Linked DNA regions of Mus musculus: region 1 is linked to region 2. Evidence: chromatin loops called from intact Hi-C (ENCODE). Cell type or tissue: left cerebral cortex. All regions are shown on one strand. Each heading gives the region's core, and the rest is flanking DNA. Links, peaks and the distances in the headings are about the cores only.

Region 1 (16,565 bases), core at 2,742-10,741, 99 kb after region 2:
TCTTTTTTCCACTGGATGGTTTTAGCTCCCTTGTCAAAAATCAAGTGACCATAGGTGTGTGGGTTCATTTCTGGGTCTTCAATTCTATTCCATTGGCCTAGTTGTCTGTCGCTATACCAGTAACATGCTGTTTTTATCACAATTGCTCTGTAGTACAGCTTTAGGTCAGGCATGGTGATTCCACCAGAGGTTCTTTTATCCTTGAGAAGAGTTTTTGCTATCCTAGGTTTTTTGTTATTCCAGATGAATTTGCAGATTGCCCTTTCTAATTCGTTGAAGAATTGACTTGGAATTTTGATGGGGATTGCATTGAATCTGTAGATTGCTTTTGGCAAGATAGCCATTTTTACTATATTGATCCTGCCAATTCATGAGCATGGGAGATCTTTCCATCTTCTGAGATCTTCTTTAATTTCTTTCTTCAGAGACTTGAATTTCTTATCATACAGATCTTTCACTTCCTTAGAGTCACGCCAAGGTATTTTATATTATTTGTGACTATTGTGAAGGGTGTTGTTTCTCTAATTTCTTTCTCAGCCTGTTTATCCTTTGTGTAGAGAAAGGCCATTGAGTTTTTGAGATAATTTTAGACCCAGCTATTTCACTCAAGCTATTTATCAGGTTTAGGAGTTCTCTGGTGGAATTTTTAGGGTCACTTATATATACTATCATATCATCTGCAAAGAGTGATATTTTGACTTCTTCCTTTCCAATTTGTATCCCCTTGATCTCCTTTTGTTGTCGAATTGCTCTGGCTAGGACTTCAAGTACAATGTTGAATAGGTAGGGAGAAAGTAGGCAGCCTTGTCTAGTCCCTGATTTTAGTGGGAATGCTTCCAGCTTCTCACCATTTACTTTGATGTTGGCTACTGGTTTGCTGTAGATTGCTTTTATCATGTTTAGGTATGGGCCTTGAATTCCTGATCTTCCCAAGACTTTTATCATGAATGGGTGTTGGATTTTGTCAAATGCTTTCTCCACATCTAATGAGATGGTCATGTGGTTTTTGTCTGTGAGTTTGTTTATATACTGGATTATGTTGATGGATTTCCATATATTGAACCACCCTTGCATCCCTGGAATGAAAACTACTTGGTCAGAATGGATGATTGTTTTGATGTGTTCTTGGATTCTGTTAGTGAGAATTTTATTAAAGATTTTTGCATAGATATTCATAAGGGAAATTGGTCTGAAGTTCTCTATCTTTGTTGAGTCTTTTTGCGGTTTAGGTATCAGAGTAATTGTGGCTTCCTAGAATGAATTGGGTAGAGTACCTTCTGCTTCTATTTCACAGAATATTTTGTGCAGAAATGGAATTAGATCTTCTTTGAAAGTCTGATAGAACTCTGCACTAAACCCATCTGGTCCTGGGCTTTTTTTGGTTGGGAGACTATTAATTACTTCTTCTATTTTTTTAGGGGATATAGGACTGTTTAGATCATTAACCTGATCTTGATTTAACTTTGCTACCTGGTATCTGTCTAGAAATTTGTCCATTTCATCCAGATTGTCAAGTTATAGCCTTTTGTATAAGGATCTGATGATATTTTGGATTTCTTCAGGATCTGTTGTTATGTCTCCCTTTTCATTTCTGATTTTGTTAATTAGGATGCTTTCCCTGTGCCCTCTAGTGAGTCTGGCTAAGGATTTATCTATCTTGTTGATTTTCTCAAAGAACCAGCTCCTCATTTGGTTTATTCTTTGAATAGGTCTTCTTGTTTTCACTTGGTTGATTATGCCCCTGAGTTTGATTATTTCCTGCAGCCTACTCCTCTCCTCTCGGGTAAATTTGCTTTCTTTTGTTCTAGAGCTTTTTGGTGTGTTGTCAAGCTGCTAGTGTGTGCTCTCTCTAGTTTCTTTTTGGAGGCATTCAGAGCTATGAGTTTTCCTCTTAGAAATGCTTTCACTGTGTCCCATAAGTTTGGGTATGTTGTGGCTTCATTTTCATTAAACTATAAAAAGTCTTTAATTTCTTTCTTTATTCCTTCCTTGACCAAGGTATCATTTAGAGGAGTGCTGTTCAGTTTCCACGTGAATGTTGTCTTTCTATTATTTTTGTTGTTATTGAAGATCAGCCTTAGTCCATGGTGATCTGATAGGACGCATGGGACAATTTCAATATTTTTGTATCTGTTTAGGCCTGTTTTGTGACCAATTATATGGTCAGTTTTGGAGAAGGCCATATTTTAATGAAGCCAATTTTGGGGTTCTTAGAAAAGCTTACTTTCCTTTTTTTCTTTTGACAGTGAGTGATAGGATGTTCTGATGGCCATGACCACAAAACAAATACAAGGATGTTCAGAACAGAACCTGCATACACCAGATATAAATTGCTACAACCACCATGGGAATTGGTATTTTGGTTTTTCATAAATTTAAAATATATAACCATTAAGGTCTTTCTATGCTATGCCTCATATACAAATGACTCTAAGTGAGCATACCACAGTGATATTTGTAACTCCATTTTTGTAGTTTTGCTGTTTACAGTGAAAATAAACATTTTTGAAAGTTTATCAAATGGTATATAGGTAAAGGACATGATTCCATCCCGTATTTCTTTCTATGTTCTTCCTTTCATGAAAAAATTGAACTTGGAATTTTAACTTCTTCATGTGGAATTTTTAATGAAGGTCCCCATGCTCACGTTTATATCCAGCCTTAAATCTACCCATGAGTCTTATCCTGAACATCTCTTTATTAATTTGAACTCAGCTACATCTGGGTCCTTTCGATAAAATCTTGCTAGTGTATGCAATGGTGTCAGCGTTTGGATGCTGATTATGGGGTGGATCCCTGGATATGGTAGTCTCTACATGGTCCATCCTTTGGACCATTGGACACGCAAACTTTATATGCCCCAGTACAGGGGAATGCCAGGGCCAAAAAGGGGGAGTGGGTGGGTAGGGGAGTGGGGGTGGGTGGCTATGGGGGACTTTTGGTATAGCATTGGAAATGTAAATGAGCTAAATACCTAATAAAAATGGAAAAGAAAAAATAAATAAATTTGAACTCAGAATACCTACCTAGTAAATCCTAATCAAAGATGCCAATTTTATCAAAGAAACCTTGTCCTGCCTCTCTCCATTACCTGTATATCTACTGAATTTCCAAAATCTATCATTAGCACAGTGTTATTTATGTCTTCTGCTAAAGTCTATTGCTATAACTTGCAAACCTAACATTTTCTAACCACAAATCCTTGTTACCCCAAGAAAGGCTCACTGCTAATTAATGTCCTTCCTGGCAACTCAGTTTCTGTTTATAAATTGAGTCCATTTACCCTATAATTAGACTTTTCTAGACATGCCTGGAGAATAGAAAACCAAAAATTCTGTGATTAAGAAAAAATACTTCTTATTTAGAGAAACAGAAATGTTTTCATCTTTGGAATGTATTCTCAAGCCAAATGAAATTTCTCATAAGTTTAGTGGATCAGTGTGGATATTCTTCAATATATCATGATTTCTTCACACAGGTTTAACCTGCTGGTCTATTTTCTGATAGAGTTAAATTTTCTAAATCTAAGAAATTTCTTCTACATTTTTTTAATGTAATAACTATACAAACCTACATTCACACAATTTTCCAGGTCAACCACATCATTTAAAACATTTTTCCAAATTTTAAGATTCGTTGCTATTTCCATTTGTTAAAAATGACAAACAGGTATTGCATCATGGAATGCTTTGGCAATTTACAGAAATATATAACAAGGTTTGAGTTTAGTTTTTCTCCTTAGTAATTATGACTTCGGAGATTTTACTTACTTTTTTATTTCATTCATTTCTCATTGTGATTGCAATAAATAAAATATCTATACATATTAGATACAGTAATCACTTAGAAAATATTATAGTCTATCATAATTCTTTTAATATGTTATATTCTTTTATAGGCTTAAAGAATTCATATGTTCTTCCTGTAATGTGCCTTCCCATCATTTTACCTCACTGGTTTGGTTGTTATTGTAACAAAACTATTACTTCCCTACAAAGGCTTACCACCTTAGAACAGCCTCCTCCAATTAGTCTTGAATATTATCTTCAACTACTTGCATTACACAGTTGAAATCTATAACTCCTTACTTCTTTCTAGAAGGTTGTTTATTGATTATATGTCTCCATTACACTCTCAGTCCCATGAGAGAATAGACCATGTATTTTGTTCCTGCTATTTACAAACACTTCAGTAACAACATGTGGTCTACAGATGGGCAAAGAAATCCATTTTAGCACAAACATTGTTCAATTTTTAGTAACTGCATATACATCAAAAACTTATTAAAGATACTAAGACTTTTAACATTCATATGCTATAAGTAAGAAATTTAAAAAAATAGGAAAAGAAAAGGAGGGATACTCAATACCTCTCTTGCCTCACTGGAGTTACTTAATGGAAGTCTGAAGATATGAAGGAGTGTCCTGTTCATTTCTATTTTGCAACTTAACCTTCCTTTAGTATTGTTTGTTTTTGCATTTTGTAAAGGGTGTTTATTTGATCAGATGGGCACTAGATGTAAATACTGCTTTTATTTTATCAGTTGGAGCAATGAGATGAAAGCTGTACCCACACTGCTCAAATACACACCTTGGCCTGAGGTCAGTAACATTTCTCTGTTCTAACGATCCTTACGCCCCCATAAAATCTAATCTTCCAAGATGACTGATTTAATCTGGTTGTTCTCAGCTTCCCATGAATTGCTCTGCTTGGTCTTACACTAACTTTGGCAATATGTTCTAATATTCTTCCTCATTCTCTCACCAATTCTGTGTTCACCTGTGTCTAGCTTGTTCTTTCTCCGACTTGTTTCTGTGAAAACTGTCCACATATGCATATCCTTTTTCTCAGTGTTCTGTTCTTAAGTAAGCTTTCCTTCCCTTCTCTTCTCATGCAGGTTGGGCATTTCCTATCTCTGACTCATTATGTCAGATCTTGCTCTGATTCATCACTTTGTTCTGCAATTAGAGTTTTTTTTTTCAAACATGGTTGGTTCCTTCGACAGACTAAACTTGCCTTCATTGTTAGTAAAGCTGTGTATTATGGGTTTGTGTGTATTCAGCCAAATCATTCTGTAATCTAGAGCATACCTACAGTCAAGCTGGATCCCACAGAACTAGACAGTCTATAAATATAATTCACTGCCTGAGCAGCCATGTTGTTAGATTAAAATTCCTCTCCAAGATTTTATGTCATACTAATTATGTATACTATTGATTCTAGCACATGCAGGCATGGCAATCCTCCTAAAAATGGAGCTATGTTTTATGAACCACCTTTCCTTGGCTTAGCTCCCGATCTCTGATCCTCAATCCTACTTTTCTCCAGAGCCTCCTTTGACTGATAAATGCAACTAACACCCGTCTTCAAAGAAGCTTCTCTACAGAAAACGGAGATCATCAGAGTAAATCACAATGCAGAGATCAGTGGATCCCATGAATACAAACCTCAACACATATACCCACATTACAAATCTCACAGCTATGATTTTGGGAACATCACAAAACTACTGCAGGAATGACTGTAAGAGACAGAATACCAGAAAGTCTACTGTGAAACTGTCTCTTTTAGAAATAACAGTATAAGCAAGACCAGAACAATCAATAGATATGAAGTTGTAGAAGGGGGGAAACTTCATGGGCTCCCACCCCTAGACAAAGAGTTACTGTTAACTAAAAATTGTTCGAAGGGGAAACATTACCCTTTATTATTCAGCAAATACAGAGTGGTCAACTTGAAGCCATATAATTAACAACAACAACAACAACAACAACAACAACAACAACAAAAACAAATAACAAAAACGGCCCCCTTATCTTTGTATACTATGCATATGTGTAAATATTTATATAACAATAATAATAAAAGTAAAAAGGACTGTTAGTTTCACAGTGGGAAGAGTATGGAGGGAAACATGAAAAGGGATACAGGGAGGGAGTAAGGCGATAAGTGATCTAATTCTATTCTCATTAAAATGTTAAAATAACAAAATAAAAAAAACAAAATAAATTCTCATAAACATGAGTATAGAATCATAAGTAGAGTACTTGTATATCCTCTGCAAGGCCTCCAGCTTCATCTCACACTAAGCAGAAACTTTTCTTTCCAAATAGAATTTTTTATCCAAGCCAAGCTTTACTAAAGAATTATTTTCCTGATAAGCATTTATCTAAAGCACTTAAAAGGAGTATGTGATACTTACATCATTGCTTAAAGATTTAAGGTGATTTGATACATTTGCTCATACCTGTCTTTTGAGTAGATTTGTGATCACATATAAATGCTTTAATTGGAATGAGAAATTTCATTCTGGCAGATAGCTTGTTTGCTATGTGGCAATCCAATACCATATGGAAAGAGATGACATTTTTTGGATGTAATAGAACAGTGTGGGAGGCAAAGCAAATCAAGACTCATTGGAACAAATTATTGGCTTCTGCCCCTGTCTGAAATACAATTCTTTTACATGCCTTCATTTCCTCTCTGACATCTGACAACAAAGTTCCTAAGTCTAGTAGCTTTTCTTAACATTTACCTATACAACATTTTTTAAAGAATTTAAACATGTTTTCTTTTTTTACTATGATTATTCATCCACTTATTTATTTATTTACATCCCAAATGCTGCTCCTACTTCTGATCCCTCACTCACAGAGTCTTTCCCTTCAACCTCCCTCCTCTTCTCCTATGAAGAGAGTGGGGTCCCCCTGGGTATCTCCCCACCCTGGCACATCAAGTCTCAGCCTGATTATGGGCATCCTCTTCCACTGAGGCCAGACAAGTCAGCCATGAAGACTGAGCTGCCTGACTGCTACATATGACCTACACAACATTCTTAAAGTATTTGCCTCAAATTATTGAAACTGTAAAAGTCTGCCTGATTTTTGACACCACCATTTCATTTTAGATGGCTCTTTGACTCTGCATTTATTTATTTAATTGTTTTCTCACAGATAACCTTTAATGAAGTTCAAGATGAATCTTTTGGCTAAACTCTGTTTCCTTAAAACTTCCTTCTTTTTTAACATTTTTACTTCTTTGGTTTTAGAAATAGTTCAGCAAATAGAAGCACTTGCCATGAAACCTGATGACCCAAGTTTAATCCCAAAGATTGCAATTGTGTGAGAAGAAAACTGTCTACTACACATTGTGCTCTGACATCCACTCATGCATATGCATACATATCATGGTGGTTTGAATATGCTGAACCAAAGAAGTGACACTTTTGGGAGCTGTGGCTTTGTTGGAGTAGGTACAACCTTGTTGAAGTTAATGTGTCACTATAGGGTGGATTTTGAAACCCTTCTCCTAGCTTCTTAGAAGACAGCATTCTTCTCTTAGATGTCTTTGGAACAAGATGTAGAACTCTTAGCCCCTCCAGCATGATGGTGATAATGGACTGAACCTCAGAACGTGTAGGCCAGCCCCAATTAAATGTTTTCCATTATAAGAGTTGACTTGGATATGGTGTCTCATCACAGCAATGGAAACACAAACTAAGACATTAATTTATGACCATCAATACCCATAATTTGAACATACATACATATCTTCATATATACCATATACTTCACATAGTACCATCTATATAATACATTCTACAATATTAATATTATTTAAAGTAATTGAATACACATTTTAACAGTCATTTCTTATTCAGAATTCTCAGGCTCCAGCATCAGAATCATCCTGCCAGACATTCCTTATTTCTTTATGAATAACTGCAATTACTTATAATACTTCTCACTTACTCCACCATGTCCCCCTTTAAAAAGTACAGAATTATGGTAGCAATTACATGAAATCATAAATCTCATGGAGTCATCACCCCCATGTCCTTAGGCATGATGCATCTTTTTCCTCCACATAGAAAATTCAGAGGCCAGAGTTTGGGTCACCAACATCTGCTTCCAACGGTCTTTCCAAGTTATCTGATTAGGACTTTTCAGTGAGAGCTACTAAGGAGTCATATAGTTATCTAGTTAAGGCCTGAAAATGCATTTCTTTTATGGGTTCTAAGACACCATGGAGAATACTCATATTTGCTTACATAGCACATTGTTTTCCATAGCATCCCAAGATCTCTCCTTATTTAGAGGTTCCGATGCTACCTAACTCTGAAAAGGCTCCACCGGGATGTTTTTATGCTATGTGTGAATACTTCTGCATTCATCATTTTCTCCCTTTGTGCTATTCACTTTTTAAAGCAAAAATGAATCAAACACTTTGCAGCAATGTTTCTGTCCTACTGGTATTAAAAATATTAACAAATAAAGTCTTGAACAAATGACTCAATCCTGATGAGAATATATGATATAAAGTTAGATTAATTCAAAAAACTGCTCCAGTCCACACCACTGGCAGAAGCATCCTACTCCAACAGAGTAGCACCCAGACACCCAGCACCCAGACACCCAGCACCCAGACACCCAGGTAAGCCTCTCCCCTCTTGTTTTTAGACCACTAACACTGCCCAAGCTGTCCCAGCCCACCGCTAATAGCCTTTCCTTTTTTGGTCACCATATACTAGCCCACTTCTGTGGAATCCCTCTGCTCCACCAGAACCCAAGTTAGCAGCCAGATCCCCAAGTATGCACTAACCCAGGGCCATCTCAGTCTATCATCAATATCCTCTCCTTTCTATGTCACTGTTTTCTTTCTCACACCTTGTGCAGAAGTACCAAGAAGCCTAGATAAACCCTACCACCATCCTTACCAACACTCTCCCAGTGCTAGCCCAGAATTCGCCCTGAAGTCCTTCCTCTCATCCTCTATTTATCCCCACATTCTTATGCACACTTCCAGCAGACCCTGATCCCCGAGAGGCTATACTAGCATGAAGATTTTTAGAGAAGCCCCCACCTCATGAATGAGCAATACTTCCCCAGAGCCTTCACAACCAGAGGCCATACCAGCACCAAGAACCCCATTCATTCTAAGTCATTCTATAATAAGTCATTCTATCCAGGCATAAACCCCTTGCTCCACCAGAGGCAACTCAAATCAGGAATAGGAGAAGGCTGCCCACTCTACCAATGTCTTTTCAATATAGTATTTGAAGTTCTACCTAGAGCAATACAAGAACTAAAAAGAATCAAGGGTATACAATTTGGAAAATGTCTTAGTTAGGATTTTATTTCTGTGAAAGTACACCATTACCACAACAACTCTTATAAAGAAAACATTTAATTGGGGCTGGCTTACAATTCAGAGGGTTAGTCTGTTATTATTATGGCAGGAAACAAGGCAGTGTAGAGGCAGACTTGATGCTAGAGAAGGAGCTGAGAGTTCTTTATCTTGAACCACAGGCAGCAGTGAGAGAATTGACTTGGGCTTCTGAGACCTCAAAGCCCAGCCCCATAGTGATATCCTTCCTCCAGTAAGGTTGTACCTTACTCCACACTAGGGCTATTCAGCGTCCACATAGGGGCCCAATGTGAATATTATTCATAAAAATAATATTTATCACCTTTTGTAAAGAAATAAAACATCATATTTTCTTTGAATTCATTTGAAACATTTCACAAGAAAAGAATAAATAGGGTTTTTAAAACTACACGAAACTATACTAGTGAATCCAACCCAGTATTGGCATTCAGTACCACAATTCAATTTTGCAATTATATTTCCTGAATTTTTAATGAAAACTATTTAAGTTATTTGTCTGTACAGAAAGGTGCAAAGTTAAATAATATTGTCTTAGGAGTTTTATACATGTGTTACCTATCATATGATAATTCCTAAGTGTTTTGTTTATTTTTAAAGCTGGCAATTTTTGGCAAGGCATTTTGTGCATCCACAGTGGTTGACTAAAAATAATCTATTCCCTTTAACTTAACTTAATTTAATTTAATTTAATTTAATTTGAGTACTATTTAAGATGATGTAAAAAAATATTCCTATTGCTTTCACATAATGAACACAGAATTTTAACATTTTTCCTAGAGCTCCCACACAGTTCATCCTTAGTTATTAGTAAGATTCTTCCCGCATTCTTTGGCTTGCCAATAACTACAGAAGTTTGTATGTGACTCTTTCCATTATGATATCAATTCTCTGCTGTTTCTTCTTGTGTGGGAAGACTATTGTCCTTCGTTGTGTTTATTAAAGGACAGTCTGGTGATGTAGAGGTTAGTCTCTTACTTTATTGTACATTGTTCCTATCAATCCAGACCTAACACTCGGCATCTCACATCACTGTGTAAGTAAAATGATTGTAAAGTCTGACTATTTTATCATTGGTGACTGGCCATGGTAAAGGAAACAGTTGTGAAGAAAGTTGTTCATACATCACATGAATAAATGAGGTGTGTGTGTGTTTGTGTGTGTGTGTCTGTGTCTGTGTTTGTATGTGTGTGTCTATATGTAGTTTGTATATCTGTGAATGGTATGTGAGTTTCTGTGTATGGTGTGTGTGTGTGTGTGTATGGTGTGTGTGTATGGTGTGTGTGTGTGTGTGTGTGTGTGTGTGTGTGTGTGTGTCTGCATGTGACATTAATATAAGATATAACCTGTAGAAGAAAAATCCTCCTCCTGTCTTCCTGCTCTCTTTCTTTACTTCCACCCACCTGGTCCATGTCTGCATATCGCTCATACTCTTTCTGTTGTGATGCTTGCTGGGTAGCATGTTTTCTACAAGAAATGTCTAAGAAAGATAATTATTCGGCAAACAAAAACAATGAAACAAAAGCAAATGGATTAAAAATGCAAAATAGTAAGATGTGCAAGTTTGAAGGAAACAAGTTGTGCATGACAGGAGCACAATGACTGTCCAGTTTACTACTGGCTAGTTTTTTTTTTTTTTTCTTGACATATATGGACTGCATTTCTCAAACTCTCATTAGATGTCACTACACGATTGAATAAACCAATGGCATATGAGTGGGAGGAGTGTATCTTAATCCCAATATAAGTTCATGGAAAATTCAAATTGATTACCACTGGTTTTCGGAATAGTGTTATTTCGTGCAGTTTACTTCTAGTGTTGAAAAAATGGAAGATGGACTAATAGAGAAATGTGAAAGGAAGCTAAAAAACAAAGCCTGACTCGAAGTTACTGTCTCGATAACCTGAAACCAACTCCCATGAACACTAGAGAAAAACATGGATCGCAGAAACAAGTAGAAAATGACACAAAATCTACATTCAGGAAGAAATTATGAGAACACGTCTGGCTGTGAAATCAATCAGAAACAAATGCATGAGTTTATTATGTTTTAGGGAAGAAGCTGTAGTCTAAAAATTCTTTGAATTTTTTCAGCTGCCCTAAGGAGTAAGTTATATATTCTTTTATATATATATTGACTGAGCTGATATGAATAATGTAGTGTAGAAAGAAGCTTGAAGTAAGCCTCAGGGAACATAAGACAAGGTTTAGCAACTGCATTATGTGACCAGGGATCATCATGAAATTTTCGGTGACACATTTTCAAAACTGTCAGTTGGAAAGTTGCGGTCCAGTGATACTGCTTTTAGCTATTTTTTCCATTTTGAACCTGAAGCTGTAATTGTGTTGATGTGCTGTTGTGATGATGGAGTTAAGGATAAGCACTTGTCACCTTTACATTTGATAAAGCATCGGAACCAGGCAGGCCTCTCTGGCCTTCTATTGCACTGTTTGCTTAAGAAATCCACACAATTCATGGAGGTGAAGTCTTCTGAGAGTACTCCAGAACACTTTTGGTCCCAGGGCTGGCACATGCCTTACTGGGTAAAAGTACTTGCTAGAGAAGCCTACAACCCAGTTGAACCCTTGGAACCCACACTGGGAGGGGATACATGACAAGTAATGCTTCCTTCTGTGCCTCAGAGGTACAGTGTAGCATACAGGTAGCAAGACATGCTTACATGTATACATGTATACCCACATACACACACACATACACACACACACACACACACACACACACGACAACACAACAATGACCATGACTACTACTGCTACTGCTACTACAACATAAGACAATTTTTAATTGTTTTAAAAGACTCATTCCATGGGTTTCTTTCTAGACTTTGATCATCTGAAACTGTCTACTGATCCCTAGAGACAGAGATTTGCCAGGACCAACCTAAATGAACAAGTATAGCAATGTATTCTTGATATGTAACTTGACTACCCTAGAGTGTTTTCTCTTTTAAACATCAATAGAATTGCCCTTGAGCTTCCACTGGAGTCCAGTTAAAGTTTTTATAAATAATATTAAGAACCCCAAGAAGGAGCACCAATTTCCCCTCCCTGTATCTTCCATCCCAAGAGCAACATTTCACACATCGACAGTGATACATCACCAGGAAAACCGTTTGACTCTGCAAAGATCCCAGGACTCCTGCTTTCTGTAATCCAATCAACAAGCAGGTTTTCCACATCCTCTAACTGCAGCACCCTAACAAGTTTTTCAAACTGACCTCTCTCTTGGACAACAAATCTCAAAATAAATCTTCCTTTTAATCCAATGGGATTCCACAGCATGGATTTTCATGAGTGTTCAGCAGGACCTGTTGCTAAGTAACATAACTTCTTGCTTGTTGCAAAGATATACAGATTTGATTTTTCCCATAATGAGCACTGATAGATAATTGGCTGATACACACTCAAAAGGTATGTTACTGGATATTTAAATGTTACATATGAAATATTGATATATTTCTAAGCTTCTTAGTAATTAACATAATTTGTTATACTTTCTATTGTATTCCATACCCAAATAAAGTTTTATATGATTTTAGAAAGGATTTCTAATTTGTCACTAGATTTGATTTTTAATTAACTGCTTAAAGAAAGATAAGACAAATCTGCATTTTGCCTTTTTATACTTAATGGAAGAAATATTTAATGAAACTAGTTCAGCAACTCATTTTTACTGAAAATATCATCTACAGTTATGATATTTCCACATCAAGTGTTTACACAAATAAGTAGTTGTAGAGACTGGGGTTCTTATTTGTGACAATATAAACAAATATAATTTACCCCTTTACTATAACAAAAATTCTTGTTAAATAAAATACTGGGCTGTTTCACCTTTATTATAAGCCATACATTTACATGCCATTATTTATTTTTAGTCCCATTTACCAGATAAGAATGCCAAAGCTAGAAGAAAATAATTAATCCAGGATCCATTACTGAGAAGTAGTGGAAAGGTTGGACCAGTCTAACCCCAGAGTCTGGCTTCTTCATTACTATGCCATCTTATATCACTTGTTCAGACAATGGTAAAATACATGTCATCAACAATTTGACCCAGACTCCTAACTGCTGGATTTGTTTGTGGAGATCTGATCTATTTATCCCTCATTAGACATCCTTTACTGTATTAAAGTGTAGTGGTAGCTTGGAGGTTGTTCTGAACACTCATGGCTCTGTTTCCCATACAACATGGATGTGAGCGCTGTATAATCTTGAAAGACTTATTTAAATCATAGCAAGCTTATTGTCCATGTCAGTAAGCAGAGAATACCCATGATTCCCCTAAACCCATAGAAGAATATAGGAAGAGTGGACTATCATAGTATATGTTTTGCTATGGAGATAGAAATATACAAAGAGAACCAAAACCCCTTTAGCAATGTATATCTTCACAAACTTCAGGCAGTTTCTGTCAAAATGGTGAAACTCATCACTGAGGCCATATATTTTATCTGACTCTATTCAACTGGCCTTGTACTTGCCCCCAAACAACACATAAGTAAACTGTTGTATATTTGTATTACTAAGTTAGTCTGACTATCTGCACTTGAGGCAGCTCATCAAATAGAAGAATGAGCTGAAACACTGATGTTTGTTCCTGACATTTGCAGAATCAAAAAACATCTGTTGATGAGGTAGTCTCTAACTTCCTGAGTAGGTATTTACAGTCTATGTGAATTGCTGAGTCATAAATCTCTATATGAGTAATTGTGTACCCTTCTAACATTACCCAAAATTAGAGAAATCATGAACACCACATCCAGCTTGATCCCTGAGAAGGAAAACCAAATCTTAACATCTATAGAACATGCCATGGTAAAATCATTGATCCATTTAGCCTCCTCATCGTGTGGTCCTAATTAGGTAACCTCATTGTAATACTCTTATTAAACCAGATTTCCAGTCCTTAGTGCATTTTGCTCTTGGTTTTCACGTTCAGATGCCCTGCCACAGCTCTACTGTGGTATCTCCCTCATCTAGGTGAGCATCATACTTTGCTTTTTGGGGGGCTGTACCAGTTATATGACTGCAGCAGGAAATCACCAAAGTGTGTTATTCTTTTAGGGTATATCATCCATAATTGACCATCCAAAATGGTCAAATTATCTTAATATTGGTCTTACCTTTTCCAGTTTTGAAAGCGCGAGAGAGTAACAATCCTTGGCTCTGAATTGCATGAATCTCATATTTGCTGGATGCGTAAGCTCAGTGATGATACTGAGACTTGAAAACAACCTAAATTAAAGAAAAATTGCATCACACTAATAATCCAATATGGCATGTTTTTATAATAACATATTTATGAATGAGTGATTGTTAGCCTTAGGTATAAAACTATATCCAATTATAATAGCAGGCACTACCACATAAAATGATCTATAAACTAGAAGAAAAATGAAACACTATTTTTCCCAATATTTTAACCAACATGTTAGTACTGTGAGGAAAAAATAAATTCAACAATTCTCCTTTTATTAGATATTTTATCTCCATAATTATGAAACTGCATGGAAGAGGAACTCATAAAGTTGATTTAAGAAGTTATTAAGTTTACTTTGAGAATGATATTAAAATAAAATATAAAGATATTTGGATTGCTAAAAAAGAATTGCTGATGCTTTTCTTGTCCATTCTATGAGTTCTCTAAAGCTATGGCTGCCTAGTATAATGATGTATTTTTTTCTAAAGGTCAAATCTTGGTACAATGAACATCTGAGATAAGAAAACACTATAATTCAGGCAAATTTCACCAATGAATTGAAGCCAAGTTTAAAGTATTAATAATGATGTTAAAAATAACCTAAGTTTTTTTTTTGTACTACTTTCTTTTTTATGTCTTGTTTTTATACACTCAAAATCTCACAAGTCCACAAACACTCACTTAATTGTTCACTTTCATGGAGAAATGAATCTTGATGTTACAGTAATTGACTTCTGTTGCTGCTCTGGTCTAATCTGTTCTTCATCTATCACTTGTACCTTTTCTGATTCTATTTTGGGATACTTCGGTAGTTATGTAGTTATTTTCTATGGCAATATGCCTTCCCCTCCAAGAAACAGTGTCTTTTAGGTTAAACTAAGCAAGGACCACTTAAAATGGCTACTAGTAGCTTGAACTCGTCCCTAAACATAAGGATTAGCACTTATGGAAAACAGGAGACATAATCTGTCTCTTTGAACTCTCAATACCAAATCAAAGCTCTGCTCTGCTCTGCTCTGCTCTGCTCTGCTCTGCTCTGCTCTGCTCTGCTCTGCTCTGCTCTGCTCTGCTCTGCTCTGCTCTGCTCTGCTCTGCTCTCATTTCATACTAATGCCAATGCATAGGGCACTCCTGCTTCAGCAGCTGATTGCTTGACAGCACTTTACAAAAGAATGTACTTGTTTGAAAAGAAGACCGCCATCCCTGAGCCATAGAGCTGAGGTTGGTTTTTACATTTCCTGAGGCCTAATGTTTCCTGATTCTGATGGAAAGTTACTAAAATGTCTCTCATCTGCCAGGCAATAGTGGAAAGTTAACACTTGAGCAAGTTACAGGGACTTGTTCCTAGCATGTGACAACTATTCATGATGACTTTCTCTCAGGTCTCTTTCCAAGGCCTGTCTTGATCATTCATGTTGATACTTGAAACTATCCTTCAGAACAGTCTCCTTCATAGTTCTATGGGAAACCTGTCCATCCTCTTCTTTAACTAGGAGAGCCTAAAACCTTGCTGTCATTCGGTTTATAATGTAGGGAGTATGATGCCTTTATCTTAGTTTTGATGACAGGCAGATCCTATTTCTTTATGTAAGTAACATGTAGTAAGGGTAAAGTAAATGCTACCAGTAAACAATGACCTGATTGAATTCCCTTTTATTAGGATTAACGTTTAAAAACACAGTAATTTCATTTGTGTAACATGCCACTGTTTTGAATGTTATATAAGAAAGTGCATTCTGAAGATTATGGACAGTTTGTGAAACATTTTGCCAAGCAGCAGACAATGGATAGTATACTTAAGGAATTTAAATGTTTCAATTATTAATATTACAAGTAGTAGTAGTAGTAGTAGTGTGCATGGGGGAGTAAGAGAGGGAGGGAGGGACAACAGGAAGGAAGCTACAGGAGAAAAGAAGAGTGGGAGGAAAGGAGAGAGAGAAGGAGGGAGGGAGAAAGAAAGGAAGCTACAGGAGAAAAGAAGGGTGGGAGGAAAGGAGAGAGAGAAGGAGGGAGGGAGAAAGGAAGGGAGGGAGGGAGGGAGCCTGAGCAGGCCCTAGTCTGCAGGACCAAATTGCTGCTATGTCTAGTGGAGGCCTTAATGCTCTTTCAGCTTTTCTCTCTCCTTAGCCTTTCTGCCTAAGATGCAGTTGATTTCTTCTTTACTTTTCTCCTCAA
Region 2 (16,565 bases), core at 5,283-13,282:
TTTATAATACAATAAATTTTCCTAAGAATGTCACAAATACGTTGTTTAATAGCTGAGTAGTACTCCATTATGAAAATGTACCACATTTTCTGTATTCATTCCCCTGTTGAGAAACATTTGGGTTGTTTCCAGCTTATGCCTATTATAAATAAGGCTACTATGAACATAGTGGAGCCTGTGTCCCTGTTACATGTTGGAGCATCTTTTGGATATATTCCAAGGAATGGTATAACTGTGTCCTCAGGTAGTACTAGGTCCAATTTTCTGAGGAACTACCAGGCTGATTTCCAGAGTGGTTATATCAGCTTGCAATCCCACCAAATATAGAGGAGTGTTCCCCTTTCTCCTCATCCTTGCCAGTATCTACTGACACCTGAGTTTTTGATCTTAACCATTCTGACCAGTTTCAGGTGGATACTCATGGTTGTTTTGATTTGCATTTCCCTGATGACTAAGGATACTGAACACTTCTTTAGGTGCATCTCGGCCATTTGGTATTGCTCAGTTGAGAATTCTTTGTTTAGCCCTGTATCCCATTTTTAATAGGCTTATTTGGTTCTCTGGAGTCTAAAATATATATATCAGCCTTCTGTTGGATGTTGGGCTGGTAAAGATCTTTTCCCAATCTGTTGGTTGCCATTTTGTCCTGATGACAGTGTCCTTTGCCTAACAGAACCTTTGCAATTTGATGAGGACCCATTTGCTGACTCTTGATCTTAGAGCACAAGCCATTGGTCAGGAAAATTTCTCCTGTGTCCATGTGTTCAAAGCCCTTCCACATTTTCTTTTCTATTAGTTTCAGTGTATCTGGTTTTGTGCGGAGGTCCTTCATCCAGTTGGACTAGAACATTGTAGAAGGAGATATAAATTGATTGATTTCCATTCTTCTGCATGCTGACCTCCAGTTGAACCAGCACCATTTTTGAAAATGGTATCTTTTTTTCCACTTCATGGTTTGGTTCCTTTGTCAAAGATCAAGTGAACATAGGTGTGTGGGTTCATTTCTGGGTCTTCAATTCTGTTCCATTGGTCTACCTGCCTGCCACTGTACCAATATCATGCAAGTTTTATCACTACTGCTCTGTAATACAGCTTGAGGTCAGAGATGGCGATTCTCCCAGAAGTCATTATATTGTTGAGAATAGTTTTCACTTTCCTGGTTCTTTTGTTTGTTTGTTAGTTTTTGTTATTCCAAATGACTTTGCAAATTGCTATTTTTAACTCTATGAAGATTTGAATTTTTATTTTGATGGGGATTGCATTGAATCTGTAGATTGCCTTTGGCAAGATGGCCATTTTTACTATATTAATCTGACCAAATCATGATCATGGGACATATTTCCATCATGTGAAATTTTCTTGGATGTCTTTCCTCAGAGACTTGAAGTTCTTATCATACAGATCTTTCACATAGTCCCTCTTTGGACAGTTATTGGAGGGAAAGTAGTGAAGCACCTCTGGGCTTAGGCAGAGGAGCACTCCTGGGAGACAGATCTCTCCTGTCAGGATTTGGGAGCAGAGGGTTGTAGGACAGCCTTTGCTCAGTGGTACAGATGGAGACCAGAATTGAGCAGCTGCTCAGCTGTTCCAGTGCCCTGTGCCCTTAAAAATTTGTCTTTTGACTATTTTGTAAAATATGTCAAGAGTTTATTCCTATAGCAATTGAGATGGTGTGACTGAATTTTACAAACATTTTCCTAAACAGAATGAGGAAAGTTTCCTTTTCATAAATGGAAAGGGGAAACTGAGTTGGTAAAATATAATTCACAAAAAGGGGAAATATTAATGACCAACATATATTTCCAATTTAAAATCAATTGAGGCAGCCTGAGTTATCAGCCCTCTACTATCATTCATGAAGACTTAACCAAACTGTGTTCCTGTTAAAACATATAGCAGCAGATTTTTGAGAATATTTGTTGTGTTATTTCTGAGCTGCTTTTCTTTGTTTGAAATAACTTTGGAAAGATTCTAGGATACATTTCAGTTGCATGACAGGGAATGCAAGTGGCTGATTATGGTCTGAAAACATGTCTAACATTATTTTGTGATATCTGTATTTTTTGGCATAAAATTTATCCCGTAACGTAAATGACTATATTAAGGATTTTACACAAAGATTTTAAACACATTTTATAATCTTTAAGAATTTTAAATCTTCTGAAGGAAAAAATATCCAATAATATTCATCATCATAATTTTCTGTCAACTTGACTGAAACCTAGATATCCTTTGTAAGAAAAAAACAAGCAAACAAACCTCGTCTGAAGAATTTTTGCCATTATATTTATCTGTTGATACTTCTGTGAGGTGCATTCTCTTGATTTCTGATTGAAATAGGATGGTGAAGATCATTATGGTCAGTATTAGCCCTGGGCAACTGGTCCAGGGCTATTAAAGAGAGTTATCTTGTAAAGTCATGAAGCAAGCAAGTAAGCAGAGTTTTTCTAAGGTCTCTCCTTCAGCTCCTCTGGATTTCTTCCCATGGCTTCTTTGTCTTGATGATAGACCATAATCTCTAAAACAAATACCACACACACACACACCCCCAAGGTTGCTTTGGAGCAGTGTTTTGTCACAGCAACAAGAAGGCAAACATTAAATACACACAAAAATAAAATGGAGAAAAGGTTTTTTTTAATGATATGAACATGGAGGTAAGAAGGCATACAGCATTGACAAAATAATACACACTTCACAGTATGCATTACTTCACAGTATATTTTTTCCTATGCATTCATGTCTCTAAGTGTCCTGTGTTTTACGTCCTATAATCACACTTAAGAGTGATTTTTATTTACTTAGTAATTAATGAGTGTCATCTGGCTGAGACCAAGTTACATACTAAACTAATGAGACATTTGGTGATAAATTACCAGGACTAGGGGCACTGTTAAATAAGACTCTACTAAAAATAATACCTCTGAAATCTTAAAATTCTTGGTAAGAATATTGGAACATAAATCCACAATTTTAAGTGATATAACCTGCCTAGCCCACCATTCGCACGAGTAACAACAGCATTGACTTCCCTTTCTACTCTCAAATAACATTTCTTACTTGATTTATTAGAATATTGTTAGAGTATTACCAAAGACTGTACCTTCTACATACAAAATGTGAACAGTATTACATTCTCCTAATAAATATCTAAATTCCTGCATCCTACAGTAATCATAGGCTATGTTCAATGCACATTTAGAGAATATGTACTGAATGTATGTTTCTTAACAGGAAGAGAACAGTAGGTGGTGTTCACTGGAATTCAAACATCCTTGATAAATAGGCAGCCCCTGAAGCATAATGGAAGATTTTATCCTCTGATCTTATAAATGTATCTAATGATTCATGCTGAGGACATTTTCTGACAGAAATTAGTTTTATATTACTTATCTTTAGCTTCTTTGACTACATGACTCCAGTGTAGCCTGTTATTTCTCACCCTTTGAAAGATCTACAGACACTCATAGGTAAGGTGCTTATTGCTAAACATGCTAAGTATATTTTAATTAATTTTAAAGTATGTTCATAAATTATTAAAGTATGTTTATAAATACAGGGAAAAAGGAAGATTGTCAGGAGAGGTGTAGTTGAGCGCAAATTATAAGCATAAGTATTTATCTTTAGCATCTACTCTTTGCAATCTGCTGTTTCACTCTTTAATTTCCATACAGTAACATCTAGTTGTTTTCAAAGTTAACAAGTGAAAAACTAAGAAAAACTAGAAGACTGTAGGTTATTTTTAGATGAGAATAAAATTATACTATTTCCCCTTTTCTTCCTTCTTCAAACCCTCCCATATATTCCTTCTTGCTCTTTTTTTTAATATTCATGGACTTTTTTCATTAATTGTTGTTACATGCATATATGTATATGCATATGCAGATATAATCCTAAATTTGTAAGTACAAGCTACACAGCCGTATATTGTTATTTAAATGTGTTTTTAAGGCTAATCATTTGGTATAGGTTAAGACTATTTCTCCCACTATCAGCATTCCTTAGTTTCCTATAGTTTTTGTGTAGGTTTTAGTCCTTATGGGCTTTCTACTGTCCACCTAAGCATGTCTCCTTTTGTCTATGTTCAGCTTATGTTTCAACAGTTAGGTTGGTGAGGCTTTCTGGGAGTAGCTTCTGTCATTACCAGGAGATACAATCACACAGCAAATTTCCTGATGTTCTGGATCCCACAATATTGTAATGTTCTTTTGCAATGTTCTCTGAGCCTTATATGAGAGAGTATCATTGGAGGTGTATCAGTTGAGACTTCTTTTTAGGATATTGCATTTTTATTACTTGTAGTTTTCTGGAATACTCTCTGTTATAAACTGTAACTTTTCCTAAATTATGAAATTATTATTAATACAACACTATTGACTAAACTTCACACTTTATTCTGATTTTACTACTTTTTTCACTAATGTCATTATTGGTCGGCAGGCAAAAGAGGATATTGGCTTCATTCAACATGAATCTTTAGTGAAGGATGATGAGAAATGCTGCAAAATTCTGAATTCTGTTCATGATTATGATAATCAAGACCAGGCAACAAGTATAGTTACTCTCAAAAGACTTGTACACTATCAATCCAGCCAAAATTCTCGCAAGGAATTAGTAATGTGCATTAGTTAGGGTCTTACTGCTGTGAACAGAAAACATGACCAAGGCAACACTTATAAGGATGACATTCACTTGGGGCTAGCTGACAGGTTCAGTGATTCAGTCCATTATCACCAAGGCAGCATCCAGGCAGACATGGGACTGAAGGAGCTAAGAGTTCCATCTTTAGTAATTGTATATATCTGCTCATCTATAGCATAGTGTTCATAAAGGAACTGGTATTTCATCACCATTGTTCCTTTGCTAAAATGAATCATGTTCTGACTATTGTGAGCTCTCTGTTTACCTTCTGCCTCATTAAGGCTTTATTTTATTTTTTCTCATGTTTGTTGGGTTTTTTTTGTTTGTTTTAATTGAAAAGATTATTTTCTCATGCAAAATACCCTGATTACAGTTTCCCCTCTCTCTACTCATTCCAAGTTCTTCCCTACCTCCCCTTCCCTCCAGATCCACTCTTCTGCCTCTCCTTAGAAAAGATCAGTCTTCTAAGAGATAACAGCCATGTCTGAGAAAATAAAATATACGATGTAGTGTGGTTCTGAGTTCTGTCTCACCATTGGGTTGTGGGAACCCCATTAGGGCAGACATATCTGGGAGGCACTAGACTATATTCCATCCTCTCTGTCATGGTGGTGCCTTGGCTGGAAGAACACCAGGGGAGGTGGAATGCTGCTCTAGAGGTAGGTTCCAACAGAGGTGAGAAATGGCACAGGCTGAGGCTGAGGTTGGGGTTCCCAAACTCCCAGGCATCTGATGCCACTGGGAACCAAGAGTCAGGAGGGCACGGCTCAGTGTTGAAGGCTTCCACCATGGCGATTCTTGATTTGAGAAACAGTCTTTGCTTGTCCAAACTATATATTCATCATAGAAAATGGGTGCATGCAACTTACTCAAGGTGGACCAGAAATTAAATACTTTTTGCAAGAAGGAATGTCTGGGAAGAGAAGCTTATTGGCTAAACCCCCAGGACCAGCCAATCTATGTCTCATTAGCATGGAGAACTCTGAGATCTGTGCTACTTGACTAGTCCTCAGGATCTTCATGTTTGATGGCATGGTCATGAACTGGGTAGGGAGTAAATGAAGTGCCTACCATTCTCAGATATGAGAATCACCAGGGTTTCTGAATCTGCTCAACCTTTGCAGTTTTTGTCTGGAGACACTGTTCCACTTGCATCACAATGAAGCAAAAACCTATTATATTGAAGTTGAATTGATTCCTCCTCCTCCTCCTCCTCCTCCTCCTCCTCCTCCTCCTCCTCCTCCTCCTCCTCCTCTTCTTCTTCTTCTTCTTCTTCTTCTTCTTCTTCTTCTTCTTCTTCTTCTTCTTCTTCTTCTTCTTCATCCTGGTTCTCTGGCATTAAAAAAAAAGGTATTCTCTACTTTTTGTCATCCTGCCAAGCCTAAAGTCAACTGTTTTAATAAGAATCTTGATTTCTTAATTAGAGAACGATGCCTTATCCAGAATGATGGACTGAAATTCCTTAAAACCATGAAGGAAAATAAACCTTTCCTGTTACCTCATTGCTTGAGTCAGGGATTTAGTCAAGTCAATGAGAAGGCTAGCTAACAGTCCAGACAGAATACAGGCTGTGAGGCAAGAGGGAGACTTTATTGGCTGTGCACATAGAGCAACTCATGTGTGCTCTTTCCTTCAAAGGAATACCACCAGGCAGGGAAGAAATATCACCAGAGTATACACTTTAGTGAGGATTCTTTGAATATATACAGAAGTCCATGTGCTATTCAGCAACATAACTACAGAAGACGCAAAAATACCTGTGGAGGCCATATTTCCTAAACATGGATTCCTGGTGAGAGAATACCCACGTTCTCTTCCACTGCCATACTATCCAGTGGGCACGATCTAAAACTGAATACAGAAAAGCCTGTACTATTTGGACTTGGAAAAATTACTCCCGTTGGAAGTTGAAGCTTGGCAAATGGAAAGGATAACCCTATGGAAACATCTATGACTTTCCACACGGAGGAGTCAGAGTTTCTCATCCTCATCCTATTTTTCAGATATGCAGAAAGAGGTTGGATAGAATATTCCCTCCTGGTATTATTTCCTGTGGCCTTCTTGATTGTGGACTTAGGGCATCAATGGTAGATTTTTAAACTCAAGCTCTTCATGAATCCATAGCAATTTTGCATTATGAACAAAAACAAACACAAAATTCGCGACAGTGTTGAAAGCTCATGAGAATTAGGTATTTTCAGACAGCATCTGAGGAAAAGAAAATAGTGTGGGACTTATCAAAAACAACAACAAAAAAACACTCCACAAAACTAGAGCACAAGATGTTCCAAAGCATTTGCTGCAAAACTCCTGCAAATTTGAAACTGTGGTGACCTTTGTCTTATTGCACTGTGACATCTGTCATATCACAGTGTAAAGGATTCGTGGCCTTTTATCAATCCCATAGAACTAAAATATTGTAAAGGTTTGCTAATAATGTGCTTTATTCCAAATATGCTTAAAATATATTGTTAGATGAAAATATATTTGTGGTTTAAGTAAGTTCATACTTGTAACATATGTCATTTCTTTTCTTAAACATAACTGCCTTCCAAAATCATTAAGTATTTCTTAAAATAATAATTAGTATGGAATGTAGTTCAAATGACTTATAAAATTAAAAAGATTTACATTGCTTCTGTTTAAGACACATGTTCTTAAGTGTCCTAAATCTATGAGCCTCTTGTTGTACCCCTCTTGCACAGGGATCAAAAGCTGGCACCACCAAATCCTATAAGTTTGAGAAATTCTTAATAATAGAAATAAATTTCAGAACATAACATAACATAACATTTTAACATAAAATCTAATTAAAAGATCAAGATGTACTGGCCTTTACGGAAGAAGCTTTACTGTAGCTCCGTTTAGCCCTGTTTTGTTTAGAAAAGGGAATTGTTTTAGCATTGACCACAAGATGGTGCTATCACAAAGCAATTTCAGACTAAAGCACCATCTAATCTATTCCGAACTGCATATTTGTGTATGTTTTTCACAGTAAATCTTCAGACTTTAACATTTTAGTTGGTGGATGCCTTCCTCCAACTTATTTTGTATTTTCAGAGCTATTTTTTCTTGCACTGGGAACTGGGAAGGGAGATTCTATCCCTTCTAACGACTTGCTCATTGGCTAAGATAAAAAGGAGATTAATTAATCGTAAAACTGATTCATCTTTCAAAGATAAGAAACGTTGTGATTGTTTTGTGTCACTTATTGGCGTTTGTTTACTCTTTCTTGTTTAATAGAAGAAAACATTCTGCTCTCCTGTACTCGGGGTTCATTAGCGTAGCTGTCAGAGAGCAAGCATTTGAGAATAACAGACTCAGTTATAACAAGCTGCGAAGACGATCTCGCTAATTTGGCCACGGCCTTTTCCTTTCTCACCATCTGCTGTTTTCTTGAAAGTTGACTTATTTAGAAAGGCAGCAAACAATTAAGATCTCCACGAAGAAAAACAGAAACGGAGAGATTATTTTTAAAGTTTGGCTTTTGGGTTTTTGACAGTCTGCACACTGTTTGGTTTCCTTGTGTCAGGAGGACAGGGCTACTAACTGTGGGGTGACCCTTTTATGAACCTCAAAAAAATTCAAGATTGCAATGCAATCATCATAGTAGTTCATGGTCCTAGACCATTCTGAGAATAACAATTTTGGCATTTTTTTTATATAAATCAAAGATAATTTTCATGAAGTCCTGTTATAAGATTTATTTTTATGATTTTTAGTTATGTGTATCTGTCTGTATCTTGGTGTATGTATGTGTATGTTATTGCCATGCCCAAGAAGGTCAGAGGAGTTCAATCCTCTGAAAGTCTAATTATAGGGGATTTTAAGGACCCGAGCTTGAGCTCATGATTTTCCTATCTTAACCCTCTGTGCAGTGGTATTGTAAGCATCCACCACCATCCAAAGAATTGAAATGCCATTTGAATAAACCGTGTTTTTCTTTCATGGAAATAGTTTCTTCAAAAATCTATTTTGTGGTGTTTTGATGTATGTCAGACAACCTATCATCCTGAAACACTAAAATGAAAGTTATTTCCTTTTACATAAATTTATTAAAGTATAATTTACAAAGAACAAATGTATACATTTAAAAATATGGGACCTTATGTCTTATATGCATATTGTGAAATAATTACCAATATATAATTGATAAACATGTCAATTACCTCATATGTATTATGTTTGTGTTAAAAAAATTAAGGCCCACTCTCTTCACTTTGGAGAGCTCCTGTAAATGCTTGCAGATGGCAGAAAAACAACATGTAAGAGACAAGAGGGAAATCTGGCTCAACATGGCTTAGTTAGCTGGTAGTCATTCAAATTTCTACAGTCTGACACCAAGCAGCTTATTTTAGCCATATTTAAGCACAGCATAATTTTGGGGGTGGAAATCCTGATGAATTCACTCACTCTCATGTATACAACAAAGCTTAAGGCATTATTTTATTCAGCATTTTCTGTGGGTGGTTGAATCAGGCTTGGATCTTTAGGCGTGCCTGAAGAGCATTTTACCCACAAAATCATCTCCCCAAGGCTTATGGTTGCTACTAATCCCTTAGAAGTAATATAGTCACCAAATACTTGCTCTCATATCTAGAATTGGCATCACACTTTTGATCTCTTTTTAAAAATTTTTTTAAGATTTATTTTATTTATATGAGTACACTATAGCTCTCTCCCGCACACCAGCAGAGGGCATCAGATGATCAGGCAGTATGTTCTTCACTGGAAAAGGCTATGTATCTCTCTCTCAGCGTTCCTTATTTGCCTATACTCCATTACATAGGGTTAAGGCCTTATGATCTTTTGTTTAAAACTTGCAGCCATTTAGGACACTTGTTGGCAGGTGAGAATTATAAGACTAGATTTCTATGACTGCTGGAGTTAGAAGTTTTCTATTAGAAGTTAATATGGATTGTGTAGAATCCAAGGAAGAATTTACACACTTAAATCTCCTCTTGCTGAAAGTTATAATCCTTTTTTTGGATTTGTGACTTCCCTTTTCCCTTTCTGATGTTTGTAGCTCTAGCTATATACTTTTGTTACTTCTCTCCTTCGGTAAATTTACTCAATTGTTCCCTACTTGGAATGCTTAAATAAATAAATAAATAAATAAATAAATAACAAAACAAAAAAACAGAATAATTCTCTCAGGCTTGTTTTTAGACGGTTAATCACTATAAATGGAAATAAAACTAATATTTATGTATAGATGTTTGCACTCTAAATTCACAGATTTGATAATAACATTTGTTGTGATGAAGAGTTTTATGTTCTCTATACAATCATGTCATAAGATTGAGAAAGTTGTACTTTACAGGTCCAATTTTTGTAACTCTAATTTCTTTTTCTTTCCTAGTTGTTTTCAGTAGTGAGTACAGGATTGTGATAAATAGTATGGCAAAGGTCACTATTGTCATTTTGTCCTTGGTCTCAGTGAAGAAACTCAGCTATTTTACAACTGAATGTGATATTAGGTCTGTCTAGTGCTATATGAATCCATAGAGTTGAAGTATGTGTTTCTGTACTTAATCTATTGGCTTTATTCATAATTGTCTTAGAGACTTTCATATAATAAATGGTGTATCAAGTTTATAGACCTTTCTCCATATTCGATAAATACCACTTCAAGGCCGATCAGCTCCTCCCTGCCTTACTGCCTACTTCATCTTCCTTCATTCCTTGAATCCACCCTCTTTTCAATTAGAAAGAATTATTTTAAAGCTGTAAAAGTACAAAATATATGACTTAATTAGTTTAAAATTCTGATATTTTTGGTGACTGTCAGCTTTTGCTGACTAGTGTTCATACTCATTAGATATAATCTTCTAAGTGGTGATATTAAGAAAAAAACTTATATATATATATATAATTTCACCTGTAAATGATTTATTGGTAATAATAATTTATCTCTAGCTATATGCTATTATTGAAAGTCTTGAGATAACCTGTTTGACAGTGATTTTTAAAACTATTGAAGTGTTCAGAAAGTTGGACACTGAATTTCTATAAATAGTGACCTTATTCTCTGCCTGAGAACTCAGACCCTGAAAGAGCTTTAAAAGAGCATGCTTTAGTTATGTGGCTATACAGGCTTCCTGATGTTGAGGCACAAAATCAAAGCCCTGGACATCTGATTACAGACTTCCTTGAACATCCGGAAGCCTCCCTAGCAGAACAAAGCCTGTATTATTAATGGTTAGCCAAAAAGGCTCACTAGGGCACACAGTGGCTTCAGGATTAGAGATTTCAAACTGAGGAGGAAAGGAGCAAGCTTCAAATTAAAATTTTTTCCTCATTCTTGTCCCAAAGTAATCCTTTGAGAGACCAAAAAAGTTTTTATGACTGTCTTCATTTCCATTGAGACATCAAGAGTAAAACATGGTTGGGTGAGAGGCTTTCTAGCTCTACGCAGAGTTGCAGACACACAGACTTGAAAAAAACTGATCAGAATATTAATTATACTGTCATGCAAAAAAAAAGGTCATAAATATATATTACACAGCCTAAGAGTCACAGAGTAGAACACATGACAGTAGGCTTGAAGTTAAAACACAGTATTTTAAAAACAGATATTACAAAATGCCTTTGATAAAGAATGCGTAAATGATGGAATATTGTGTAGCTATGTAAGTGTTTTAAAGACTCTGGGAGAATCGCACGTTAAATTACTAAATTTGAAACTTAAGATACAAAATAATAAATGCACCTATGTATATAATATATATTACTTAATTATAAATTATATATTATTTGTGTATTGTTGAAATACAACTAAGTATTATATAATGTTTATTGTTATAACATGTCTACATATAATTTAGATAACTCTAAGTAAAATTATTAAAAGCACTGATTTAGTGGTAGAATTTTGATCAATAATGATTTTAGATTTCATGTATTTGTTGAATATTCCAAAATCTCCTAAAACTTATATTGATCTATTTTATAATAATATGCCTTACTGGTATGTCAAGCGCAAATACAGCTGGGACTAATGCTGGTGTTGGAAAATGTCATTTTTAAATCAGCCTTTCATGGTGAATATTAGATTCATTGATGCTAGATAAATTATTTTCACAGATCAATTAAATGTGTCTATTCTGCTTTATATTTTATAAAAATGAATTAGCACAAGAACTGTACACATTAAGAACATTTTATTAGCCTTAAGATTTTATACTCATGTTAAAACCCCACTCAGATTTAATTTTGTACCCTTTTGAATACAAAATACGCTTCTGAAAAATTTTAAATTCTTTTCTCCCACTAAAAATGGTTTAAATTTTACAAGTCTTTTTTAATCAGATATTTTCTTTATTTACATTTCAAATTGTATCGCCTTTCCTCATTTCACCTCTGAAAATACTCCTATCCTCTCCCCTCTCCTCCTGCTCACTAACCCACCCACTCTTGCTTCCTTGTCCTGGCATTCCCCTACACTGGGACATCGAGCCTTCATAAGACCAAGGGACGCTCCTCTCATTGATATCTCGCAGGCCATCCTCTGCTACATATGCAGCTGGAACCATGGATCCCTTCATGTGCACTTTTTGGTTTGTAGTTTAGTCCCTGGGAGATCTGGGGGTACTGGTTAGTTCATATTGTTGTTCCACCCATGGGATTTCAAATCCGAATTTCAGCTCTTTGGTCCTTTCTCTAGTTCCTCCATTGGGGCCCCTGTGCTCAGTCCAATGGATAGCTGTGAGAATCCACTTCTGTATTTGTCAGTCACTGGCAGAGCCTCTCAGAAAACAGCTATAACAGGCTCTTATTAGCAAGCACTTGTTGGTATCCTCAATAGTCTCTGGGTTTGGTATTGCGTCCCGCTCGACCGGCAAGAAAGACGCAACAAACCAGAATCTTCCGCGGCAAGAGCTTTATTGCTTGTTTCTCAGGAAGATCCCAAACTGGGAAAATGGTGCTGCTTTTATAACCCGCAGCGTGACGTTTCAGCACCTGATATGGCGTGACAGCTCCTGATTTGTTGCTTGCCCATCACCCCACTATTACACCCCGATAATGGGAGTGACTAGGAGTGAATTCACTCTCGCACCTGCGTACAAGGCTTGTTTACTAGTTAGGCACAGCGGAGGCCCGCGCCATCTTATAATGGCGATTGCTCGCGGCACACACGGCTCTCCTCAGAGATTACCGGAATTTTATATGGAATGGATCGGCAGGTGGGACAGTCACTGGATGGCCTTTCTTTCACCTTCTGCTCCAAACTTTGTCTCTGTGTCTCCTCCCTTGAGTATTTTGTTCCCCCTTCTAAGAAGGACTGAAACATTCACACTTTGGTCTTACTTCTTCTAGAGTTTCATGTGGTCTGTGGATTGTATCTTGCGTATTCTGAACTTCTGAGATAATATCCACTTATTAGTGAGTACATATTATATGTGTTCTTTTGTGATTGTTTTACCTCACTCAGGATATTTTCTAGTTCCATCCGTTTGCCTAAGAACTTCATGACTTCATCCTTTTTAATAGCTGATTAGTACTCCAACACATTTTCTGTATCCAATCCTCTGTTGAAGGACATCTAGATCCTTTCCAGCTTTGGGCAATTACAACTAAAGCTGCTATGAACATAGTAGAGCATGTGTCCTTGTTACACGTTGGAGCATATTCTGGGTATATGCTCAGGAGTGGTATAACTGGGTCCTCAGGTAGTACTAGGTCCAATTTGCTGAGCAACCACAAAACTGATTTCCAGATGGTTGTAACAGCTTGCAATCTCACCAGCAAGGGAGGAGTGTTCCTTTCTCCACATCCTCGCCAGCATCTGCTGTCACCTGAGATTTTGAACTTAACCATTCTGACTGATGTGATGTGGAATCTCAGGGTCATTTTGACTTGACTTTCTCTTATGACTAAGGATGTTGAACATTTCTTTAAGTGATTTTTCAGCCATTTGACATTCCTCAGATGAGAATTCTTTGTTAACCTTTGTACCCCATTTTTAATATGGTTATTTGGTCTCTGGAGACTAACTTCTTGAGTTCTTTGTATATATTGGATATTAGCCCTCTATCAGATGTAGGGTTGATAAAGATCTTTTCCCAAACTGTTGGTGGCCTTTTTGTCCTATTGACAGTTTCCTTTGCCATATTGAAGTTTTGTAATTTTATGAGGTCCCATTTGTGAATTCTTGATCTTAGAGCATAAGCTATTGGTGTTTTGTTCAAGAAATTTTCCTCTGTGCCCTTGTGAAGAATTGAGTTGGGATTTTGATGGAGATAGTATTGAATCTGTAGATTGCTTTTGGAAAAATGGCCATTTTTGTTATATTAATCCTGTCAATCCATGAGCATGTGAGATCTTTCCTCTTCTGAGAGCCTCAATTTCTTTGTTGAGAGACTTGAAATTCTTGTCATACAGATCTTCCACTTGTTTAGTTAGAGTCACACCAAGATATTTTATATTATTTGTGACTATTGTGAAAGGTGTGGTTTCCTTAATTTCCTTTGAGTAGAGGAAGGCCACTGATTTTTTTTTTTGAGTTAATTTTATATCCCCAGCCACTTTGTTGAAGATGTTTATCAAGTTTAGGAGTTCTCTGGTGGAATTTTTGGGTCACTTAAGTACACTATCATCTGCAAATAGTGATATTTTGACTTCTTCCTTTCCAATTTGTATCACTTTGACCTTCTTTTAATGTCTAATTGCTCTGGCTAGGCCTTCAAGTACTATATTGAACAGTTAAGGAGAGAGTGGACAGCCTCTCCTAGTCCCTGATTTTAGTGGGATTGTTTCAAGTTTCTCTCCATTTAGTTTTATGTTGGCTACTGGTTTGTTGTATACTGCTTTTACTATGTTTATAAGTGCCTTGAATTCCTGATCTTTCCAAGACTTTTATCATGGAGGGGTGTTGGATTTTGTCACATGCTTTCTCAGCATCTAATGAAATGATCATGTGATTTTAATCTGAGTTGGTTTATTTAGTGGATAACATTGATGGATGTTGAACCATAGCTGCATCCCTGGGATGAAACCTACTTGATCATGATGGATGATAGTTTTGGATTTAGTTCGTGAGAATTTTATTGAGTATTTTTACATCAATATCCATAAGGGAAATTGGTCTGAAGTTCTCTTACTTTGTTGGGTCTTTGTGTGATTCAGGTATCAGAGTAATGTTAGCCTCATGGAGCAAATTGGTTCGTGTTCCTTCTGTTTCTATCTTGTGGAATAGGTTGAAGAGTATTGGTATTAGGTCTTCTCTGGAGGTCTGAGAGAACTCTGTACTAAACCCATATGGTCCTGGGCTTTTTGTTGTTGGGAGACTACTGATGACTCCTTCTACTTCATTAGAGGATATGGGGCAGTTTAGATCATTTATCTGATCCTGATTTAACTTTGGTATCTGGTATCTGTCTAGAAATTTGTCCACTTCATCCAGTTTTTCCAGTTTTGTTGAGTATAGTCTCTTGTAGTAGGATCTGATTATTTTTTTAATTTCTTCAGTTTCCATTGTTATGTCTCCCTTTTCATTTCTGATTTTGTTAATTTGGATAGTCTCTGTGCCCTCTGGTTTGTTTGGCTAAGGGTTTATCTACCTTGTTGATTTTCTCAAAGAACCAGCTCCTGGTTTGGTTAATTCTTTGTATAGTTCTTTTTGTTTCCACTTGGTTGATTTCAGCCCTAAGTTTGATTATTTGCTATATTCTACTCCTCTTGGATCTCTCTGCTTCCTTTTGTTCTAGAGCTTTCAGTTGTTCTGTCAAGCTGCTAATGTGTGCTCTCTCTAGTTTCTTTTTGGAAACACTCAGACCTCTTTGCACTGATTTCATTGTGTCTCATAAGTTTGGGTATGCTGTGCCTTTGTTTTCATTAAACTCTAAAAAGTCTTTAATTTCTTTCCTTATTTCTTCCCTGACCAAGTTATCATTGAGTAGAGTGCAGCTTCTACGAGTATATGGGCTTTCTATTGTTTATGTTGTTATCGAAGACCAGCCTTAGTCTGTGGTGATCTGATAGGATGCATGGGATAATTTCAATGTTTTGTATCTGTTGAGGCCTGTTTTTTGAAAAAAATATGGTCAGTTTTGGAGAAGGTACCATGAGGTGCTGAGAAGAAGATAAAATATGTTTTAGGATAAAATGTTCTGTAGATCTCTGTGAAATCCATTTGATTCACAACGTCTGTTAGTTTCACTGTGTGTCTGTTTATTTTCTGCTTTCATGATCTGCCCATTGCTCAGAGTGGGATGTCAAAGTCTCCCACTATTAATGTGTAAGGTGCAATGTGTGCTTTGAGCTTCAGCAAAGCTTTTTTTATGAACGTGGTTTCCCTTGCATTTGGGGCATAGATGTTCAGAACTGAGAGTTCATCTTGGTAGGTTTTACTTTGATGAGTATAAAGTGTCCCTCCTTATCTTTTTTAATAACTTTATGTTGAAAGTTGATTTTATTCGATATTAGAATGGCTACTCTAGCTTGTTTCTTGGGACCATTTGCATGGAAAATTGCTTTTCAGCCTTTTCATCTGAGGTAGTGTCTGTCTTTGAATCTCAGGTGTGTTTCCTGTATGCAGCAAAATGTTGTGTCCTGTTTACATAACCAGTCTGTTAGTTTATATCTTCTTATTGGAGAATTGAGTCCATTGATATTAAGAGATATTAAGGAAAAGTGATTTTTGCTTCTTGTTATTTTTGTTGTTAGAGGTGGAATTGTCCATGTCTTTTTTTATAAATCAAAAGTATAGAAGATAAAAATAGTTCATTAAAATGTATTATTTGTATGAATTCCTATATGCTTATTTTCAGATAATATTATAATCAGGAAATAATGTTCCAATTTTATCAATAATTTCTGTCAACATAGTGAGAAAACAGCAGGAATTAAAGAATTGCAGTGCAAATAACTGATGCAACAAAGTCCTATAAACTGAGAACTGTATAAACGAACCTTACTATTTA

What was found. Peaks named below come from ENCODE experiments on the same cell type or tissue, not always from the same donor. Only the 100,000 strongest peaks of a DNase experiment are listed, where the experiment ranks them.
Region 1: a loop joins it to region 2, with 2.4 times the contacts of the local background. A loop is called at or near these places in 12 of 42 quality-filtered maps.

What each region holds. Positions count from the first base shown.
Region 1 is chr1:140,550,820-140,567,384 of GRCm38, reverse strand. It overlaps Kcnt2 (potassium channel, subfamily T, member 2), which reads right to left. Exons shown (of 28, transcript NM_001081027.3): 22 at 14,314-14,425. Among named protein-coding and RNA genes, the nearest start is that of 4930590L20Rik, 97 kb to the left of the region's middle. In left cerebral cortex, for the core only: no CTCF peak of the experiment used is centred there; DNase peaks (open chromatin) are centred at 4,910 and 6,390.
Region 2 is chr1:140,652,590-140,669,154 of GRCm38, reverse strand. It overlaps 4930590L20Rik (RIKEN cDNA 4930590L20 gene), which reads left to right and starts at 12,753. Exons shown (of 4, transcript NR_040604.1): 1 at 12,753-12,827. In left cerebral cortex, for the core only: CTCF peaks have their summits at 7,557 (motif pointing right) and 9,326 (motif pointing right); DNase peaks (open chromatin) are centred at 7,929, 8,444, 9,056, 9,329 and 1 more place; H3K4me3 peaks cover 680 bases.